Linked DNA regions of Homo sapiens: all the other regions are linked to region 3. A link is a contact called in ENCODE Hi-C data. All regions are on one chromosome and are shown on one strand. The core of a region is the stretch at or near the end of the contact, and the rest is flanking DNA. Distances in the headings are between cores, read along the strand shown.

Evidence for each region. Hi-C counts contacts between places; a loop is a spot of excess contacts on that map. Pooled maps may share reads with other maps.
Region 1: a map of naive thymus-derived CD4-positive, alpha-beta T cell shows a loop between it and region 3 (7-fold over the local background). The contact joins the promoter of KIF11 here to the promoter of PCGF5 in region 3. A Hi-C loop is called at or near these places in 2 of 168 maps with a recorded cell type or tissue (both naive thymus-derived CD4-positive, alpha-beta T cell), 1 of 37 single-sample maps with no recorded cell type and 12 of 50 pooled maps.
Region 2: a loop to region 3 is called in a map of CD4-positive, alpha-beta T cell, with 9 times the contacts of the local background. The contact joins the promoter of EXOC6 here to the promoter of PCGF5 in region 3. A Hi-C loop is called at or near these places in 3 of 168 maps with a recorded cell type or tissue (CD4-positive, alpha-beta T cell, CD8-positive, alpha-beta T cell and naive thymus-derived CD4-positive, alpha-beta T cell) and 12 of 50 pooled maps.

What each region holds. Positions count from the first base shown.
Region 1 is chr10:92,590,530-92,594,400 of GRCh38, forward strand. It overlaps KIF11 (kinesin family member 11), which reads left to right and starts at 2,601. Exons shown (of 22, transcript NM_004523.4): 1 at 2,601-2,923. The coding sequence starts at 2,847. RefSeq lists enhancers at 1,316-1,405, 2,216-2,405, 2,436-2,485, 2,587-3,338 and silencers at 2,806-2,855, 2,936-3,005.
Region 2 is chr10:92,847,075-92,850,459 of GRCh38, forward strand. EXOC6 (exocyst complex component 6) reads left to right here and starts at 1,446. Exons shown (of 22, transcript NM_019053.6): 1 at 1,446-1,560. The coding sequence starts at 1,460. RefSeq lists silencers at 1,263-1,412, 1,553-1,892.
Region 3 is chr10:91,218,792-91,222,594 of GRCh38, forward strand. PCGF5 (polycomb group ring finger 5) reads left to right here and starts at 1,872. Exons shown (of 10, transcript NM_032373.5): 1 at 1,872-2,045. RefSeq lists an enhancer at 1,412-1,481 and silencers at 1,672-1,981, 2,052-2,511, 2,201-2,495.

The sequences.
Region 1 (3,871 bases), core at 1,351-3,850, 1.4 Mb after region 3:
AGATGAAGAGCATAATCTTATTTTCTTATTTCTTAAAAGACACTTCCCTTGCTGAGTAAATGTAGTGGAGGAGTTGGGGGTAGGAGAAAAGGGCAGAAGAGAAACTTGTTAAGGAGGTAGATGACATTTGTTCAGGGAAGAGATAAGAGCCTTGTACTAGGGTGATCATCGGAGGGGAGATAAAATCAACAGGACTCCACTACACGTGGAGGAATCAAAGGTTCTGGTTAGCACCAGTATCCAGATGAGAAAAGATTAGGGTGGAGATAGGTCCCATTTTGAAATGCCAGCGAGCCACCTAAGAGGAGATATCAATAGACAGCTGGCTACTCAAAATAGAGATGACCAGCAGAAGGAGCTGTAGATGCAGTTATTTCCTTGGGGCGGGTTGTGCGGGGGGGCGCATGTAGGGGATTAGCAAGTGGAGGAACACAAAAAGGACATCAGAGCTTTCCACTACACCGGGTTGTTACTTAATAGACTAACACGACATTTAGGTTCCCATGGGTTGTGTGGGCCAGAAGCGCAGTTCCAGGAACCGACTACAACATAGTGTGGGATATGATGTTTCTCTTCAAATAACCCGATCAATCTTTTATTCTTTAATTCATAGTACCCTCCCTTTTTTCTCTTTTTCTCCTTTTTTGCTTTTGTTAAATGCCCAGGCACGCCACAATACTAGGCCTTATCAATACCAGCTCACATTCCTTTCCTTATTTGAAGGGACTAACTTTTTAGCTCATTACAGACACCCCTTCCCCTTTCCTGTCCGCTTTCTTTTAAGTACCCACCTTAGCTAAAAAAAATCAAATGTTTAGCCAACCGGGATTAGTTTAGATTATACGACCCGACCCCAGCCAATGGGAAAAAGATACAGGGGCAGGACTTGCGTCAAAAATAGACTCCTGCCCCTTTGTTCAGGTGTGCTCTCAAGGCGACTGGCCAAAAAGGCACCCCTCTGCGCAAAAATAAAATTGCTTTGCTAAAAATCCTTTGTTCAAGTGTTCAATTTCCTTAAGATTTTAAAAGTTATTCATAACAATAGGCTCCTGTTTCAGTATTTCCTGGTGCGGCGTACCACACCTACAGCGGTCGAGTCACGCCAGGCACTGCCAAGACGCCGAAAAGTTCTCCCGCAGCAGGCCGGAGGTGACCGACGGCGCGCAGGCCCCAGCGAGCGCTGCATGCTGGGATCCGTAGGCCGGGGCGGCGGATGTTTGCGCAGCTTCCTTGAGATGCCACCGCCCGCTGCGCCGCGCAGAAACGGGGAGCGCAGCGCACCCGCGGCCTGCGTCACTCGGTCAGTGCAGTCGTTCTAAAATCGAGGCGGACCCTGCTTTCTTGCCTGGAGTCACTTAGAGATGATGACTAAAGGATAAATTCAGAGTCCTCCAAATGGCGTCCAGTGTCCATTTCATCACGATTTGGAACCTGTAGTAGCCTTATCGCTTAACACTTCCTAATTATTATTATTATTATTTTCTTTTTGAGAAAGGGCATTGCTCTGTCGCCTATGCTGGAGTAATCCAGCGACATAATCCCGGCTCACTGCAGCCTCTATCTCCCGTGTTCAGCGATCCTTCTTCCTCAGCATCCCGAGTAGATGGGACCAAAAGGCACGCATCACCACACCAGGCTATTTTTTCCCCTCTATTTTTTGTTGAGACCCGTTGGGAGGCGCGGGGAGGGGGGTCTCCCTATGTCGCCCAGACTGGTCTCAAACTCCTGGAACTTAAGTTATCGTCCTACCTCGGCCCGTTAAAGTGTTGGGATTACAGGCCTGAGCCACCGGGCCCCAACATTAATTATTCTTCAAGCCTATTCTGGACCGGGCGCGGTGGCTCACGCCTGTAATCCCAGCACTTTGGGAGGCCGAGGCGGGTGGATCATCTGAGGTCAGGAGTTCGAGACCAGCCTGGCCAACATGGTGAAACCACATCTCTACTGAAAATACAAATATTAGCCGGGCGTGGTGGCACGCACCTGTAATCCCAGCTACTCGGGGGCTGAAGCAGCAGAATCGCTTGAACCTGCGAGGCGGAGGTTGCAATGAGCCGAGATCGCGCCACTGCACTCCAGCCTGGGTGACAAGAGCAAGACTCCGTCTCTCACACACACACACACACACACACACACACAAAGACTATTCTGGTCTCTGCCTCCGGGATGGCGGCTCGCTTTGGACCTCTCTTCTGTGCTTCTACTGCCCTCTCTTACAATTCTCTAATAATTATAATCATGGCGAGTGCTTACCATATATTCCAATCTATTTACTTCCACAAGCTCATTAATTCTCACCCTAACCCTCTGAGATGGTTACTATTATTTCCTCTCTGCAGCTGAGGGAATTTTGGGCTAGGGACGTTATGTAAGTTGAGCCACGCTACGCTAAAAGTTCCACACTCAATTCTAGCGTCTCGGCTCTGGACTACCAAGTTCCGGAGCAAGCAGACAGACCACCTCTTTACGTTCCCGTAGGCCACGCTCCGGGGGCGGGGCTCCAGTGAGGATACTGCATCCCATGGTGCCTTGCGCGCCAGCGCAGCCATTGGTCCGGCTACTCTGTCTCTTTTTCAAATTGAGGCGCCGAGTCGTTGCTTAGTTTCTGGGGATTCGGGCGGAGACGAGATTAGTGATTTGGCGGCTCCGACTGGCGCGGGACAAACGCCACGGCCAGAGTACCGGGTAGAGAGCGGGGACGCCGACCTGCGTGCGTCGGTCCTCCAGGCCACGCCAGCGCCCGAGAGGGACCAGGGAGACTCCGGCCCCTGTCGGCCGCCAAGCCCCTCCGCCCCTCACAGCGCCCAGGTCCGCGGCCGGGCCTTGATTTTTTGGCGGGGACCGTCATGGCGTCGCAGCCAAATTCGTCTGCGAAGAAGAAAGAGGAGAAGGGGAAGAACATCCAGGTGGTGGTGAGATGCAGGTAGGGAGAGGGCTGACAGGATTCCGAGCGCTGCGGCTTCGCTGCTGGGCCCCCTACTGCGCGGTCCAGGGAGAGGGATTTTATTTGCATTTCCTGAGGGTCCCAGTTTCTTGGTTCTCCGCGTTCTGTTCAATAAAAATGACACCCGGTTGCTGTGTGTATGTGGTTTTTAGGAGAAAATAACATGTTTGATTTGATCACTGTTCCATACTGAAAAGTGCGTTCTTATGTTTAAACTATAGTCAATAAAGATGTAGGTGTCACTTTTATATGCTACTTCATGTAGTTTGTCAGTTTGGAAGTAAGACTGAATACCTATTTTGCAGATGGTTAAGCACTTACGTTGGTATTATTACCTCTAAAAAGCAATCAATCACTGTTCTCTTTATTCTAGATGCAATATTTTCTGCATCCCTACTAAACAAGTAAACATCTCTGTCTTTAAACATTAAAAATTAATAAAGTGAGTTTATGTTTTTTAAAAGATCAAGACAAGTTAAGCTAGTGTAAATTTCTGATTGTGCTGCAGTTTTCCCTTTCATCTGCGTGTTTGTTCATAGACCAAACTAAACGGATATTTCGAGATAAAGGGATGTGGAGGGGTGTTCGGCCCTCCCCTGACTGGTTTCCAAATAACTTCCCAATTTTAAAATAAGCTAGAAACTGCTGCTTAGTTAGAATTGATTTATTCAACTTTTTAGAGGCTCTCCACAGTTTACTGAGTATGTGTGTTTTGTGTGTCCGTTTTTGTGGCTGTTAACAGTTGCTGTTGCAACTTTTCTGTAAACCCCAAAGTATTCTAAAATTAAAAGGTTATTTTTTAGAAAAACTTGTATCAACAAACTTTCTTAGGCTATTGTTTACTCAGCCCTGGTAACTTGAATTGTGGATATCGAAGGTGATGACTAGGTTTCTAAACAAGGTGTCAGAGAGGAAATTGGGTGGCAA
Region 2 (3,385 bases), core at 196-2,695, 1.6 Mb after region 3:
TAGCAAGGAACACAGACATGCTGACACCTTGATTTTTAGCCCAGTGAGACCTGTGACAGACTTCTAACGTACAGAACTGTAAGATAATATGTCTGAGTCATTTTAAGCTACTCAATTTGTGGTGATTTGTTAAAGCAACAATGGAAAACTCATACACCATGGGACAGCAATATGAGGCAGACACTGCCATTGTCATTTACAGTCATTTAACTGACATATAAAAGAACTAGGTTCTTGCCCAATGTCACACAGCTGTCAAGTGATATTAATCCAAGAATTAATGTCTTCGGACACTGGTCTTCAGAGCTCATGCTCTAACTATTGCACAATACCACCTCCCAGGATGTTTGTGGGGAGGAGGCTGGAGGTAGGTTTCAAGTAAAAGCTCACTAAGGGTGAGTGAGTTACACAGCTGGATAAAGAGCTTGGTTGACTCAAAGGGAAGCTTTTCAAAGCCCTGGATTAATGTAGAGCAGAAAGTAGTTGTTCCTCAGGCTAGGTTTCCATTCTGTTCCTGTTTAGTCTTCCTTCCTCCCTGCTTTGATCATGACAAACTGGTTTACTCAGTGTCCCACAAACATGTCATTAAGCACGACTTTTTTCTACACTGATACCTTTGTCCAAGCCTCCCTGCCTCTCTCTCCCACCTCCCTGCTGCTAACCCCCTTTCAAGAGCTCTCACCCCTTCTCAACCCAGCTACTCTGACCTGGGGGCACCTGAGTTCACGGACTTTGGTATGAATTACACATCGCCCTGGGCCTTTTTTTTTTTTTTTTTTTTTGGTATCTCTGCCATCAAGTGTCTTAACTTCTCATCATTTAATTTTTTATGTCGCTTATAATTTATTTCCAAGTTGACTGGCCGCTGTGGACTTCTTGCAGGCGGGGACATGAATCCACCTGGAGCGGTCTTCATGGTCAACTGGGATCTTTATTCGTTCCTAAAATAAATCTTACTATCACATGCAATTTTGCTTTTCGTGAGTGCATGTTTTCCTTTCTCTGACTCCCCACGACCCAGAGTACATCAGGCCCTTGTTAAATGTCCCCGTGGCTCTTATTACAGATTCAGGGTGATGATCTGAGTGTCCACCTTGCTGATTACTACGGTACCCCCGCGTGTGGCACAGGGTGTGGCACACACAGAAGACAAGGAGATATGTTAAAGCCCAAAGGCCAGGCACAAGACGCCCAGGAGGGACTAGTCGCGAGAGAGGGCAGGAGGCCAGCTGGGTACCCGGCCGCCGCCCGTAGCCCCAGCTCACAGCCCCCGCTCACTCCTGCAGGTGCGGGGGCGGGAACCGGGTCGCGCGCCTTCTGCCCGGCGTTCCGCGCGCCCCCGCGCCGCCGGCCCGAGCGCCCCGCCCCCGCCCCGCCCCTTCGCGCTCGCGCCACTTGGAGCTCGCCCCCGTCGTTCCCGCGGCGCCGCGCCTCGCTGGCTCCTCAGCTTCCAGCCAAAATGGCGGAGAACAGCGAGAGTCTGGGCACCGTCCCCGAGCACGAGCGGATCTTGCAGGAGATCGAGAGCACCGACACCGCCTGTGTGGGGCCCACCCTCCGGTAAAGATCTCATCCCACCGGGACTTCGGCCCCCCGCCCCACGCCGGCCGCTCCTCACGAGCCGGGCGGGGCGTCCGCCGCCGGCCGCGCGCGAAGCTCCCCGACAGGTGGTGCGCGCGGGGGCGGGCGGGGGCGCTCGCGGGTGGCGGAACTCTAGCCGGTACCCGGGCGGGACCGAGAAGGCGGCTGCACCTGTCGGCGCGGCCTGCCTCCACCGCTGTAGCTGTCACCCCGCAGCCGGTGGGTGTGGCTGCTGCAGGGTCTCTAACCCCGGGCCCCGCGCTGCGGCCCCGCGTTCTCCTCCTGGCTGCGGCCCCCGGGCCCGAGGACACTTCTGGGGCCTGCCCCCGTCTCGCTCGTGGTGGGGCTGAGGGCTGCTCGGCCGCGGGCATGCCAGGCTAGGGTCGACAGCAGGCACCCGGCGTGACGGAGGTGCCAGGTCGCGCGCGGGTGGAAAGCCTGGCGCGCCGGGCTGCCGCGGGCGTGGGAGAATTGAAATTGAGCGGGAGACGCCGGCCCGCTTTCCCCCTACTCCCCCGCGCGGCCGCAGTGGGCGAGAAGAGAGCGTGGGCTGGAGAAGAGAGCGTGGGCTGGAGGAGAGCAGCTGCTTGCTGCTTGGGAACACGCTAGGGTGACCCTGCGCTCGCGGGATCTAAGCTGCTTTGGAGGCAGAACAGCTTTTACTTATTTACAAACATTTCATTAAAATTGCATTAATTTTTCCGTTTAAATCGAGTTCCTCCCCATTCATTTTAAGAATAGTACTAGGTAATGCATATTCCATGCCAAACTGAGTACCTGCTGTTCCAATAGAATATTATTAGCCAGGCAACGTAATGAGCCATGGGTTAGGTTAGGCACTGTCTTCAAGAATAAGTTCCTTTTACATATAAGGTTTCATCTTTTGGAGTGATAATAATGATAAATGAAGTTATTATTCACTTAGGGAACTTGAGACTGATTATGCTTTATCATTAGTATTCTTCAGAATACACTTCCTAGAATAGAGCGCTGTACAGTTTGTGGACCTGTGAATATAGTGTAAATTGAAGCCAGTTCAAGTTATGTAAATACACCTTGCCCTTAAGAGTCAGGAGGCCTGGGTTCTTGTTTTGCCCTAATTCTGCCTCTGATGAAATGTGCAGTCATGGAAAAAAATTATTTAACCTCTCTGGATCTCGGTTTCCTTATTTGTAGAATGGGGAGGGGAGAGTATTCAGATGCCCAGGAAACTCAGAACATTAGGGACCTTGCCTATTTGTTCACTACTGTATCCCTAACACCAAGCATGTGGTAGGCATGTTATAAATTTTTGTCACATAAGGTTTCTGCTATGATATGATAATGCATAATTAGTGCATTTCCTTAATTTTCCAACATTATTATTTCTTTTAATAAACTGTATACTTGGTAATGAAAGAAGTAAGATTAAAAGGAAGCTTTGTTTTCATCACTGCATCTTGAAACTGAGAGTGCAGTGTGTGATAAAGTTACTAGAGTAGTTTATTTGTGAAAATAGTACTGGTTATGAAGGAGGTGCTTCATCTTAGGAAAATGTGCTAGGTAGTGTCCTTGAAAAAAGATGAAATTAACTTAGAAGAAAAATTTGAAATATATTGAGAGATTTTTGGGACACTCAGGAACAGAATATGTGTATTCATAGTGTTATTCTGTTCTTTTTTGCTGGGCAGTTGTTTCAACTGGCTCATTTTGTTTGAACCCACTCTCTTTTCTTTAGCAATCCCTGGTGACTCATACTTATCCCATATATATGTATATTTGTGTCTCATTTATAAGCAGACGCTTTTTGCACACATATAGAGGG
Region 3 (3,803 bases), core at 622-3,121:
CCGGCTGATTTTTGTTTTAGTAGAGATGGGGTTTCGCCATATTGGCCAGGCTGGTCTCAAACTCCTGACCTCATGATCCGCCCACCTCGGCCTCCAGAAGTGCTAGGATTACAGGCATGAGCCACCGTGCCAGGCCTATTATTATTTTTTTAACCAGACAAATGTTTGAGTTTTTAAACTTGTTTTTATTTTGTGTATGTGTGCATTTTTTTAAATTGGGGTGGGAGAGATGGAATGGTTGCTGAAGAAGGCAGAGGCGAAACCACAGAACACTTAACTGCAAACTATTGCTGCCTCTCCAGACACAAAGCACAGATTGCCTTATAAAAGTTGTAGTTCTCCCTCATCCCAAGTCCATTCTGGCAACCCCACCTCCACATTCATCCTCAGGTACTGCTGTATCACATGTTTGTGACCCCTTCCTTCATTGCTAACATATGTCATCCTAAAACCCGCCTTCAAGCTCGTTTCCTTCAGGAATACTGATTAACCGCACTTGTGATAGGTCACCAATCACATTTAAGCCCCCTGGACTCCACTGTTATTCTTTTAAAACATATTTAAAATAGTTTCAGACACAAAATAGGAACATACCAAGTCTTTTTTATATATTGTGGTATATATACAGTAATATCCTCCAATGCATATTTTAAACACACTAGAAGTAGTGTGATTTTTCACATACTGTTCTGTTTAGTCTCTGAAATGAAAGATATGAAGCATAAAGAGTAATCCTACTGCCATGAAGTCATTTGACCTCACTTGTTTTCTCTTACTCATTGTGATTGCTGCGACTTATGAAGTTGATCCCAGCTTGGACATTGGCATGTATGATTTTGGAAAATGGTTCTTTAAAGGACTATACGAATGTGGTCATTTAAAGCTGTTTCAGAAAATGTATTGCTCCTGCTGTGATATTAGAAATGGCAATTTTTAAACATGTCAAAGTTTGATTATAAAATGGATAGTTTAAAAAGCTGCCTTGGTCTACTGCTTGATGCATTTTAAATTTGAAATGGATCTTTGAACACTTGTATGGCTGCTGGACTAGCGGTTGTTAAGTTTGTTGGTTTGCCACTTAGAGTCATCTATCACTTTAGTAAGAAGTTAACGCCTATCAGTTGGAGAAAAAGCAAATATTTTGCATTGACAGTCTCCCCTACCCTCTATTATTGTCATTTTCTTAAGCCATCACTGCTCTGGCTTCTAGAATACACATTTTTGAATGAAGGTTTTTGCAGTGAATGGTCTCTTGTAGATCTCAAAGTCCACTAGAAAGAGTACTGGGTTTTTGTTTGTTTTGAACGTTGCAAACAGTAATGCTTCTTTACCACTCACCCTCCCCCCACCCTCAACCTCCACAACGTTCCCGTTTGCTTATAGTTGTCAACGACCATGATCTCTGGACCCACACTACAGTAACAAGTTTGTCAGTCATTTTCAGATAAGGTGCAAATCAAGGGATGGCTTTGTCCCCACTTCGGCGCAGGTGGGACAGACTTGGGGAAGACGCAGCTGAAGAGACAAATTCTCAGGGTGCGTCAGTCTCATCACTGACCGTTGCTTTTAAACCCTCCAGGGAAAATATGCCAGTCATTGTTATGATGTAAACAACCGAAGGGGTGGACGGTGAGGATAAGAAGAACCGAGATAATATTTGGCCAGAGCTACGTGTAGCACAGGGAGCCAGGGCGGCAGCTGCACCTGCGAGCAGCGCAGGCGGCAGGCGCGGCCTCCGGGCGTGGTGGTGGGCGTGGCCGGGCGGCGGGGGCGTGGCCGGGCGGCGGGGCGGGCGGTGCCGCCGGTTGGAAGTGGGTGGAGTTGCCCTTGGAGGCGGCACCGGACCTGGGCCCCGAGGCCCGCCGCGCCCTGTCGGGCCTGAGCCGAGTGGCCCCACAGAGCCGGCGCGCTCCCGCCTGCAGGGGGAGAGCAGACGGGGCGCGGGGACCGGCCAGGCCGCGGCGGGTGCTGTTTCTGTTTCACTTTCCTTCACTCTGAGGCCGGCGCGCTGGCGGGCGAGGAGCGGCGGCGGTGGCGGCCGCTGGGTAGGTACCGGGCGGGCTGGGGAGCTGCAGGGACGCCAGACTCCTCACCCAAGTTTGCGCCTCAGGCGAGAGCGACACCTCCAGACACCTGCCCTGGCCGGCCCAGCCTGGAGCCGGGAGGGCCCTTCGGGTGCAGGGGGCTACCGACCCGGGCGGGGGCTTCGGAGCTGTGCCTACCTCGGCGGGGAGAGCGGCCGGCTGCGGACGCCGGCCCCGGGAAAGGCTGCTCGCTCTCCCCGGCCTGAGCAGCGCGCCCGCGGGGCCTGGGCCCGCGCACCTGCCGGGCGGGCGCGGCTGTGCTGGGACCCCACAGGGCTGTACCGCTGGGTCCTGCCGGAGAACGCAGAAAAGTTCCCCCTTGCCCCCGCCCCGTCATTGCAAGTTCTTGCTTCCCTTAACTGTCTTGGTCACAGGGCTCTGTGCCTTAGGATCTTAGTACCACCCCAGGTCGGGACCGTGCATTTCCTCTTCCAGAGGACTTTCTCTTACTTTGGAGTTTCATGGCAAACCTGTGGGAAAGGCAAGGCAGTTAATCCCAACTTATAGAGGAGGAAGCCGAGACCCAGGCTCAGATATGAAACGGTTTGCTGAAGGTCATACAGGGGTAAGGGCCAGAACCCTGATTCCCTGTCTTTTAATTATGCTTGCTTTCTGTTACACGCACGAATACGGTTTCCCAAGAGGATAGGATGATTACACGTAGAGCCTATTCCCTGCACATTCGCAGTGGGTATGTGTTGATGGAATGCCTTTTACCTTTCCGGTTGCTTTATATTTACCAATGAGTTAACAGCTAAGATGGGGGAAAGTTCCTGTTTATAGAATGCACTTAGGAAAATCAACACCTTTCATGTTGTGTTTTCTGAGAGGATACATATTTTACAGTTAAAAAAAAAAAAAAACCTGAGACAGGAAAGTAGCATTATCCAGGTTATATATCTACTAAATATGACCAGTTTCTATTGAAGAGTTTTTGGTCTAACAAAGAAGGTAAAGAATGAACGTAACTATAAATCAAAATAAAAGGCAAATGTAATAGGAAAGAAGTAAGCATTAAAAACTAGGGAAAGATTGCACTGAGAATAGCATTGGAGAAGGGCTTGAAGGATAGGTGGCATGCAGACAGAGGAGAGAAAGGGCGTGTTGGATAGAGTGCTTAGAACCTGCAGAGGAGACGGTGGGAGAGGAGTGATCCCTTCAGGTTGAAGAAAGTTGTTGAAGGGTATATTAAGGTTAACCTGTAGAAGGTCTTATGTGACAGAATGGGAAACATTTTTCTGTTTGTAAAGAGAAGACACTGACATTCGTTGATAAGAAGACCCAACCAAGTGTCACAAAATAAAATGTGCCTCGTAGCAGAATATAAGATGGACTGCAGGTGGAGAGGTGATATACAAGTAGAGCAGCCGGGCATGGAATAGCAGAGGATATCAACTTGGTTTGACTCGTAACTGGATGAAGGGTTAAAAATGGAAATGGGGAACATTTTGATAGGGAGGATAATTACTTAAGTTTTTAATCTTTTAACTTGTATTGGCAGGGACTCCTAATAGAGCAGTCAAGCAGATAGTTAAAATGCATTAGTGAAGAGGTAAAGATATCAAACTGTAGTTAATAGCTTTGGGTGTCATTAGTATAGAGGTGGTAGTTGAGGTTCCAGGACTGGATGAATTTGTCATTATTCTGAATTATAGCAGATTTGCAAGTTAATGATACAATGAAGGATATGTTCTATTCACCTATTCACCCAATTGGGAA